Linked DNA regions of Homo sapiens: all the other regions are linked to region 1. A link is a contact called in ENCODE Hi-C or POLR2A ChIA-PET data. All regions are on one chromosome and are shown on one strand. Each heading gives the region's core, a stretch centred on a gene start or an enhancer-like site at or near the end of the contact. The rest is flanking DNA. Distances are from core to core; before and after follow the strand shown.

Evidence for each region. Hi-C counts contacts between places; a loop is a spot of excess contacts on that map. ChIA-PET counts read pairs that join two places held with the same protein, here RNA polymerase II (POLR2A). Pooled maps may share reads with other maps.
Region 2: a pooled map shows a loop between it and region 1 (6-fold over the local background). The contact joins the enhancer-like site here to the promoter of EXOSC10-AS1 in region 1. A Hi-C loop is called at or near these places in 4 of 50 pooled maps. POLR2A ChIA-PET finds 5 or more read pairs at or near these places in 2 of 52 experiments (B cell and activated CD8-positive, alpha-beta T cell).
Region 3: a pooled map shows a loop between it and region 1 (7-fold over the local background). The contact joins the enhancer-like site here to the promoter of EXOSC10-AS1 in region 1. A Hi-C loop is called at or near these places in 5 of 50 pooled maps. POLR2A ChIA-PET finds 5 or more read pairs at or near these places in 3 of 52 experiments (GM12878, activated CD4-positive, alpha-beta T cell and activated naive CD4-positive, alpha-beta T cell).

The regions. Positions count from the first base shown.
Region 1 is chr1:11,098,079-11,101,146 of GRCh38, reverse strand. It overlaps EXOSC10-AS1 (EXOSC10 antisense RNA 1), which reads right to left and starts at 1,472. Exons shown (of 2, transcript NR_135062.1): 1 at 1,333-1,472. EXOSC10 (exosome component 10) reads left to right here and starts at 1,278. Exons shown (of 25, transcript NM_001001998.3): 1 at 1,278-1,426; 2 at 2,991-3,068. The coding sequence starts at 1,316. RefSeq lists enhancers at 989-1,549, 1,839-1,898, 1,550-2,112 and a silencer at 1,736-1,937.
Region 2 is chr1:11,717,895-11,720,962 of GRCh38, reverse strand. DRAXIN (dorsal inhibitory axon guidance protein) reads right to left here. Exons shown (of 7, transcript NM_198545.4): 7 at 1-1,379. The coding sequence ends at 1,267. Among named protein-coding and RNA genes, the nearest start is that of AGTRAP, 17 kb to the left of the region's middle. RefSeq lists an enhancer at 1,150-1,219. Within about 2 kb of position 1,567, at least 20 of the 41 ENCODE cell types and tissues checked have a DNase peak (open chromatin) inside an H3K27ac peak, as active enhancers do; they include B cell, where a contact is called at or near this core.
Region 3 is chr1:10,494,337-10,497,404 of GRCh38, reverse strand. PEX14 (peroxisomal biogenesis factor 14) reads right to left here. Exons shown (of 9, transcript NM_004565.3): 2 at 2,084-2,131. Among named protein-coding and RNA genes, the nearest start is that of PEX14, 21 kb to the right of the region's middle. RefSeq lists an enhancer at 1,917-1,976 and a silencer at 2,439-2,733. Within about 2 kb of position 1,409, at least 20 of the 41 ENCODE cell types and tissues checked have a DNase peak (open chromatin) inside an H3K27ac peak, as active enhancers do; they include GM12878, where a contact is called at or near this core.

The DNA.
Region 1 (3,068 bases), core at 223-2,722:
CTCCGCCTGTAATCCCAGCACTCTGGGAGGTCGAGGCGGGAGGATCACAAGGTGAGGAGTTCGAGACCAGCCTGGCCAATATGGTGAAACCCCGTTTCTACTAAAAATACGAAAAAAATTAGCCGAGCGTGGTGGTGCACGCCTGTAATCCCAGCTACTCGGGAGGCTGAGGCAAGAGAATTCGTTGAACCCGGGAGGCGGGAGGTTGCAGTGAGCCAAGATTGCGTCACTGCACTCCAGCCTGGGCAACAGAGTGAGACTCCATCTCAAAAAAAATAAAAATAAAAATAGGCTGCACGCTGATGACTCGTATCTGTAATCCCAGCACTTTGGGAGAGCAAGAGTGAAACTTTGTCCCAAAAACATGGTTTTTTTTGTTTGTTTGTGACAAGGTCTCACTCTGTTGCCCAGGCTGGAATGCAGTGGTTCGATCTCGGCTCACTGTAACCTCCACCTCCCGGGCTCAAGCCTCAGCCTCCCGAGTAGCTGGGATTACAGGCATGTGCCACCACGCCCGACTAATTTTTGTGTTTTTAGTATAGACAGAGTTTCACCATGTTGGCCAGGCTGGTCTCCAACTCCCGACCTCAGGTGATCCACCCGCCTCGGCCTCCTAAAGTGCTGGGATTACAGGTGTGAGTCACGGCGCCCAGCCTCAAAAACATAACCTTAAAAAGAAATTTTTGAGACAGGGTTTCATCCTGTCACCCCGGCTGGAGTGCAGTGGAGCCTCCACCTCCTCGGCTCAAGCAACCATCCCACCTCAGCCTCCCGAGCAGCTGGGACTACAGATGCGCACCACCACTCCCGGTAATCCCGGTTTGTTTGTTTTTTAAATTTTTAAATAAACACGAGGATAAGCGGGGATCGTGGCCCTCGCCTGGGGTCCCTGCTACTTCGCAGGCTAAGGTGGGAGGATCTCTTGAGCCCAAGAGTTCGAAACCAGATTGGGCAAACCTCGTGTCAAAAATATATGTGATAGTCAGGTCCTCCAGGCCGCACCCTAGATCACAGGGTTGTTGGGATGATACAATATGAGGTAAAAGAACGTGAAATTCACACCAGAGCGCTCGAAAGTGCCACCCTAATCGCAGGCTTCCCAACCTAATCGCAGGCTTCCCAACCTAATCGCAGGTGCCCCACCCTAAACGCAGGCTTCCCAACCTAATCGCAGGCGCCCCACCCCAATCGCAGGCTCCCCACACTATAATCAGACGCCCCGCCCGCCGCTTCGACCTGGCGCATGCGTGGTGCGCACGCGTCCCGTCTCCTCGGCCGACAAGCTCTCGCGAGACGAGCCGTGCAGGCTGAAAAAATGGCGCCACCCAGTACCCGGGAGCCCAGGGTCCTGTCGGCGACCAGCGCAACCAAATCCGACGGAGAGATGGTGCTGCCAGGCTTCCCGGACGCCGACAGCTTTGTGAAGGTGAGTTCGCGGGGCCTCGGGGGTACCAGGAGTCGCCCGCGGCCGCCGGAAGCCGACTGGGCCCTCTGGGCAGCCAATGCCCGCCCGCCGTAGTGGAGCCCGAGCGAGGGTCGCGGGGCCCCTGTCCGCGCTGGGCGCAGACTCTCCTGCACCCTCCGGGGATGGGGCCTCGGAAACGGACACTGAGGGGCGTCCCGCTTGCGAGCCTAAGTCCATGGAGGCCCAAATGTGGAAAGCCGTCTCGCATCCTGGGAAAGGCTTCCTTGCCACCCAGACGTCCCTAGCCCTTGCGACGTCGCGCTCGCCACGCCCTAGCCACCCGACCAGCTCTCCGCAGGGGCTCGGCTTCTTCGCGCTCCCCACACTTGCCTGGAGTTGTCTCCTCCCGCGGCCAGTATGGCCCTTCTCTTCCTCTGTTTCTGAAGTCCAGTCCTACATAATTTTTAACCCTGAGTTAAATGTCACCTGTTAAAGCCCCATTGCACGTTTATTAGTAACTCCTGGAAGGTATACAGGGCGTTCACTTAAGATCTTTGTATAACTTAGCTTAAATATGAGCAAACGTACAACTAGGCTTAAGGTGTGCATAGCTCTTACAAAGCAATGAAACTAAAATAATTTGTAAATTAACCCTATAAATTTACAGAAATTCCACTAACGTTGTATCTTATCTAATTTGCTGTTAGCTAATGCTATTGATTCATTAACATGGCTCTCAATAGTTCCTGGACCACTAACTGTGGTCCTGGTTGTGTGGCGGTCATGCTCATAAGCTACCATGTTCCCCTCCGTGACTTAATTTCCCACCTCCTTTCTCTGCTTTTTTCTTGGGAAATGTTTATTCACAAAACTCACAATGACGTTTTAGGCCTTCACATGATCAGCCATCATTTATGTCACTTCACGGCTTTTTTTCGTTACCTCACAACAGTTAAAATAGAGAACCACTTGACACTAACTGAACAATAAACACAAATCCAGTTTTAGATAGTAGCTGTTATAAATTTGTCGTCCAAGGATCTAGGATAAGCTTGTATTGTTTTTAGATGCTCATCCAGATGAAAACACAAAAACAAATTCCTGTAGAAAGCTCTTGGATCTGAACTTGAGTCGTAATAATAACGCTTATGTGCCAAGAACTGTCCTAAGTGCTTTTATTAGCTTATTCATTCTGTCCTCACAAAAACTCTGTGGTGCAGGCCCTTTTTATTTTTCCTGTTTCTCAGAGGAGAACACTAAAGTCCAAATAAAGCAATCACTTGTCCAAGATCTCAGTTAATACGTAGCAGAGTCAAGATTCAACCCCAGGTATTTGTGAATATTAATCAGATTATATACGTATGTATTCTGTCTCTCAACTCTCCCAAGAATATAAGCTCCAAACTTGGTTTCCTGTTCAGTATTGTATTCTCAGGGCCTAGATTAGATTGGGGTTTGGCACTAAATGAGTGCTTTTTTTGATGGATGAAGAGTAGATACCTTGTATACGATAGATCAAAAAAATGACATACCAAATGAATGGGGATCCCTGTGTAAACATGCCATCTTTTCTTGTTTTTGACAGTTTGCTCTTGGGTCCGTGGTGGCAGTCACCAAGGCATCTGGGGGCCTACCACAGTTTGGCGATGAGTATGATTTTTAC
Region 2 (3,068 bases), core at 318-2,817, 620 kb before region 1:
GCCCAACTTATTCCTGCAAGCAAGTATGTGCTTAAGTTGTATTTTGTTTTGTTTTTAAACATGATACACCTTTATCCAGGGAAGGCAGAGAACAGTCAAGTTATTCCAGCCACAGAGGAAGGGAATACCAGGGTGTGAGCCTCTCTTGCCAAAAGCCTTAGAGAATCTGGAAGAAATTCTTGGCTGTGGAGCAGCAAGAACGTGGGCCTTGGAGCTGGACAGCCTTGGCCCAGGTTCATGTCCTTGCTCTGCCATGTACTTCCCAGGACCTCTCAGTGGGTCCCTGGGCCAGCAGCCTCGCGTTCCCTGGGAGCTTGTTAGAGCACAGAGCCCACTGAGTCAGATGTGCTTTTTTTTTTTTTTTTTTTTGAGATGGAGTTTCACTCTTGTCCCCCAGGCTGGAGTGCAGTGGCACGATCTCTGCTCACTGCAACCTCTGCCTCCCAAGTTCAAGCGATTCTGGTGCCTCAGCCTCCGAGTAGCTGGGATTACAGGTGTGCACCACCGCGCCTGGCCTAATTTTTGTATTTTTAATAGAGACGGGGTTTCCCCATGTTGGCCAGGCTGGTCTCGAACTCCTGACCTCAGGTGAGCCACCCGCCTTGGCCTCCCAAAGTGCTGGGATTACAAGCGTGAGCCGCCGCGCCCGGCCAGATGTACATTTTTAACTGGACCTCCAGGTGACTCTTAGCATGTTCAGGTTTGAGGAGCACTGACCTGGGACCCTGGGCAAGTCGAGTCAAATAACTCCAGCGTGCCTCACGGTCCTCAACCTGTCGCATGGTGATAATGCCTACTTGAAAAGGTCGTTGTGATAATTCAATGAGATAATGTATTCCAGCACTTAGCACAGTGCCTGGTACATAGGAGATGTTCCATATTCATCTCCTGATGGTGGACCTTCTTTCGGGAAGTTTAAATTTCTTTTCCACTCTCAAAAACGCCTCTTGGTTTTGAACTTGAAGCTGTTGCAGTGCTGGAGTCGGACAGTAGAGGGCACTCTCGGCATTGCCATCGCGGAGAGCAAGACACGCGGGATGGAGGCTGCGTGGGTCCGGACTTCGTGTGTGCAGGTGCTGCGGGCCGGCTCCTGGGCACCCACCCAGCTCATTCGCCGAGCGGCTCCCCTCCTGGGGTTGAGTGTCCTGGGCCTGAGTCTGCAGCCTCAGCCATCTGTTCCCCAACTTGATCTCCCACTGCTAGTTACAAACAAATCGCCCGGCTTGTGCAAACCTCCTGGGCTCAGTCCCCAGTCCCGCGGGGCCGCTAGACGTTGATGAAGGATCCCTGGTCGCCGTTGGCCGTCTCGGGCTCCACACAGCGCCCTTTCCTCCGTGTAACCCTGCGGTTCCGGTGGAATTTGGCATAGCAGCGCAGCCCTGGGCGAGTGGAGGCAAGGGGGGTCAGAGGCGCGAAGGGCCCGTGCCCTCCCCTTCCTTCCCCTGCACGCTCGGGGCCAGCCAGCTCCCTCCTGCCTTCATTATTCTGCCCTACAACCCAGCTTCCTCACGGCAGCCCCAATGAGCTTAAAAGACACGAACCCGGAAGAGGGGAGGAATGAACACGGAAGGAGAACAGAGAAGACTCAGGGCGGTCGGGGCGGTGAACATATTCTGTGTGACACGTAATGGTGGGACATGGCATGCATTTGTCAAAACCCACAGAATGCACCGCACAGTGAACTATAACTTACGTTGACTTCAGTTAGTAATAATAATACATCACTATTGGTTTGTCAAGCAACAAATGTACCAAGAGAGGCCGGGCACGGTGGCTCACGCCTATAATCCCAGCGCTTTGTAAGGCCGAGGCAGGTGGATCACTTGAGGTCAGGAGTTTGAGACCAGCCTGGCCAACATGGTGAAACCCCGTCTCTACTTAAAAAAATACAAAAACTACCCGGGCATGGTGGTGGGTGCCTGTAATCCCCGTTACTTGGGAGGCTGAGGCAGGAGAATCACATGAACCCGGGAGGTGGAGCTTGCAGTGAGCCAAGATCATGCCACTGCACTCCAGCTGGGGCGACAGAGCTAGACTCCCTCTCAGAAAACAAACAAACAAACAAACAAACAAACAAATCTACCACATGATTGCAAGATGTTATTAATAGGAGAAACTGCATGCAGGGGCAAAGCAGGTATATGAGAACCACATTCTGTGAAATTTTTCTAGAAAACTGCTCTAAAAATAAAGTCCACAGGGTACGGTGGCTCACACCCGTAATCCCAGCACTTTGAGAGGCTGAGGTGGGAGGATCGCTTGAGCCCAGTAGTTCCAGACCAGCCTAAGCAACATAGGGAGACCCTATCTCTACAAAAAATGTAAAAATTAGCCAGGCATTGTGGCATACACCTGTAGTCCCAACTATAGGAAGGAGGGGCTAACATGAGAGGATCCTTTGAGCCCAGGAGTTCCAGGCTGCAGTGCGCCTTGGTTGCACCACTGTAGTTCAGCCTGGGTAACAGAGTGAGACTCTGTCTCAAAAAAATTAAAAAATAAAATACACAGATAAATTCAATTAAAAAGTCTATAATCTTGAAAATTGGAAAGGAAAAAGGTTATTAAATTTTTTTTTAAGTGGCTCAAATTCTGCCCTTCCCTGTAAAACATCCTATGGAGAGCCATTGCTTTTTTTTTTTTTTTTTTTGAGATGGAGTTTTGCTCTTGTCACCCAGGCTGGAGTGCAGCGGCACCATCTTGGCTTATGAAACCTCTGCCTCCTGGGTTCAAGTGATTCTCCTGCCTCAGCCTCTCGAGTAGCTGGGATTACAGGCATGCGCCACCACACCCAGCTAATTTTGTATTTTTTTTTTTTTTTTTTAGCAGAGATGGGGTTTCACCATGTTGGCCAGGCTGGTCTTGAACTCCTGGCCTCAAGTGATCTGCCCACCTCCGCCTCCCAAAGTGATGGGATTACAGGCATGAGCCACCGTGCCGGGCCTCCCTTTTTTTTTTTTTTTTTGAGACAGGGTCTTGCTCTGTTGCCTGGACTGGAGTGCAGTGGCATGGCAAGATCTCGGCTCACTGCAATCTCTGCCTCCTGGGCTCAAGTGATCCTCCCCACTTCA
Region 3 (3,068 bases), core at 160-2,659, 600 kb after region 1:
GAAAGCTCCCTCCCTGTGGAAGGGCTGACTGCTGTGTGTTTTCACAAACCGCAACACCACCACACTGAGCTGTGGGGCTTTCTGTGCAAGGGGGCTGCCCATCTTGTGCCCCCGCCCTGCCACACGAGTCCTCAGCGGGCTCCTCTGCCTGACACCCTCCCAACACCACTCCCAGGAGGAAGAAGCAGTTCACACAAGACCACGCGACTCAGCTGGTGCCCCCGTTTAATCAGGCTGCTGCAAATGCTTGGCCAAAAGCAATAAGGGCATGACTGAGAGACTGTGGGAGTTTAATATAAAAAATTTAATAAACAAAAAAGTGGGGGAAGGAGAAAGGGTCTACCTTTTAATAGGGCCCTAATTACCCAACTCATAGGATCAGCCCAAATGAGATGGGAGTTTATTTCGGGGGTTTTTTTAATTATTATTTTATATATATATATAAATTGCCGCTATGTGTTTTCTTTCCTCTGAGCAATTATGCAGCAAGTACGTAAAGAGGAGAAAAAATATTAATTAAATATAAGGTAATTGTGGAGTTGGCCTGGAGAGAATGAGTCTGAACTCTGGACGATCACAGGCTACTAGGGTTTGAAGACTGCTCAGGGCCTCCCAGAAAAGAAAGAAATAAAAATACAACCAACCAACAAGCAGATGCACAGTACAGCAGGAAGAGCAGGGCACAGAAACACTAGCAGAGCAAGGGGTCTGCAGGGCTCCAAATACCAGAAATCAGTGAGCTGGCCAACTGCTCAGGGCTCCCAAAGAGCTTGTCGAATCAAGCCCCAAAAGATGGACTGGCCACTCCTCCGATGACCAGTTAAATGGGTACATCAAAATTTGAAAAGAGAGAGGAAGGAAAGGACTGCAGCGGCCTATGGTGTTCAATCTGCACTTCAGTCTAAAACAACCACAACTTCGGCCTGAGGGGCACTGAGGCAGGCCCCAGGGAAGCAGGCAGACGTCCGGAGAGACTAGCAAGGTGGGGCCTCCTGGGCTTTCCCACCACCATGACCTCAAGGAAGGAACTGGGCAATACCAAAAGAGTGAAACGAGGCCACCGTGGGAGTGCTGGGATATAAGCCCGTAACTGGTGACGTAACAGCAGGTGACATGAATGACAACACTGCTCCCCTGAAACAGTCCCAGCAGTGCTTGTATCACCTCGGCCTTTCTACAGACAGCTCAACTGGATCCAACTCGCCCTCAGCCTGGGAAAGCCTTCGTACACACTGGAATTCAGACGTGTTCATACCCGCTAAGTCCCTCACGTCATCTCCTCCCGCGACTGCCAGAAGGGGAGTGAAGCAGAACAGGTGAAACCACAGGCCCTGCTGAAACAAAGCCTTGGCAGTACAGCCCTACGCCTGCTATCGCTACGCAGGAAGAAAAAGCTCTGAAAAGTTAAACCTAGAGCTGGCTCTCCCATCAAACTTATCTGGTTTATACAGAGCCAGTCTTACTACCCAGCCAAGAGGACTTACAGCAGGCCCTGAAAAGCAAAAAAGAATGAAAATGGGGTGGGCAGCCTGGGACTCTGGCCACCAAATGAAAAGCACTTGGGAGAGAAAATTACCTGCAGTGCTTAATAGGCCTCTTCCCTATCCATAGTCTAAGAAGACAGCGTTGGGAATGACAATCACACAATTACTGACCAGGCAAAACCAGAATTCCATCGCTTACCTGTTCTTTAAAGACCACTGAGGCGCTCGCACCCTGAGGGGCAGAGCAGAGGGCGGCTACTTCAAACAATCTAGAAGCCCAGCCACCTCACTCCACCTCAGCCTCCCACGGGCGCAGGAATCTCACTAATTACTATTGATCAGCCACAAACAAAGTGGTGCAGGACCATCTGGGGTGGATGCTTTTAGTCCTAGAAAGGACCAGCCTTTACTAAGGAGAGATCTCACTCGTCCCCACACGCGAGAAGAGAAGTCAGAGGTCACTGACAGAGGCAGTCTCTAGGTAACAGCTACTTTTAAAGGGACACTACTGACGCAGAACCATAGGAACAGAAGGTTTCTTTTCACTCGCGTGGCATTTTAATTACTAGAAAGTGATACCACATATCTTGGGTACTTACCAGCGGCTCTCGAGGCAGCACATTTTCACTTCCTGGAGTAGAGCTTGGCTGCAGAGAAAAATGGAAACAAAAATAAGATCACAGTGCCACCCAATGGACATCAAAAAACCAAAGATGTTCCGTTCTCAAACGATGCACGCTGGCACCTCTTTCTCACATCTCTCACTGGTTTTTCACGACACAAGAGTATTTTGCAGTGGACTACCTGTAAAAAGTAGCCCAAAGAGTCTGAATTCACCAGGGAAGATGAAGACTGTTTCTGGGTTCACTTGTCACACCACTCCAAGAACAAGGCTTGGTTCTGCTCAGGAAGGCCCACGATCACCTACTGAGCAGCAAGGGCTGGGGACCATCCCAAAATCCACGGGAAGAGTAGAGTCCAGAGAAAAGGCCTGAAGAGAGAGCACAACACCTCCTCTTTCTGCCACCTCCCCAACGTCAGGGGACTGGGAAGAAAAGTCGCGCAGCAGTGGAGAACCAGATTCCACCACCAGGGGGCCCCAGCTGCCCACGCTCAGGATTTTCTCTGGGCATCTAGTTTCTGGAGCCCAGAAGCCAGTAAACTACACAGGTTCCTATTCATCACCTGCCACTAAGGACACCACCCCACAATAGTAAAGAAAGCCCCAGGCTTAAATCCTTCTTGGAAATAAGCTAGTGACAGGCTGGCATATAAGCAGACCAACCTCCAGGCGAGCAGGCAGCACTGTGGCCGAGGCCCTGGCTCTAGCCCGTTTCCTCTTCCTTGGGGCCACTACCTCACCCTCACAGGCGCCTTCGACCCTTGACTGATCTGGCCAAAATTTAGAGAAAGGGAGAGGCAGAGGTAGAGACAGATTCTGAAGAAATTTACAAATCTCCAAAAGAATAAAGTAAGCAGGTATGCTGCTAAGTGAGCTATGATTAGTTTACTGTGACTGATGGTCAGGCCAATTGCCATCTATCTACAGTTAATATCCAGACAAGTGCAGCAAAATCTGTGTGT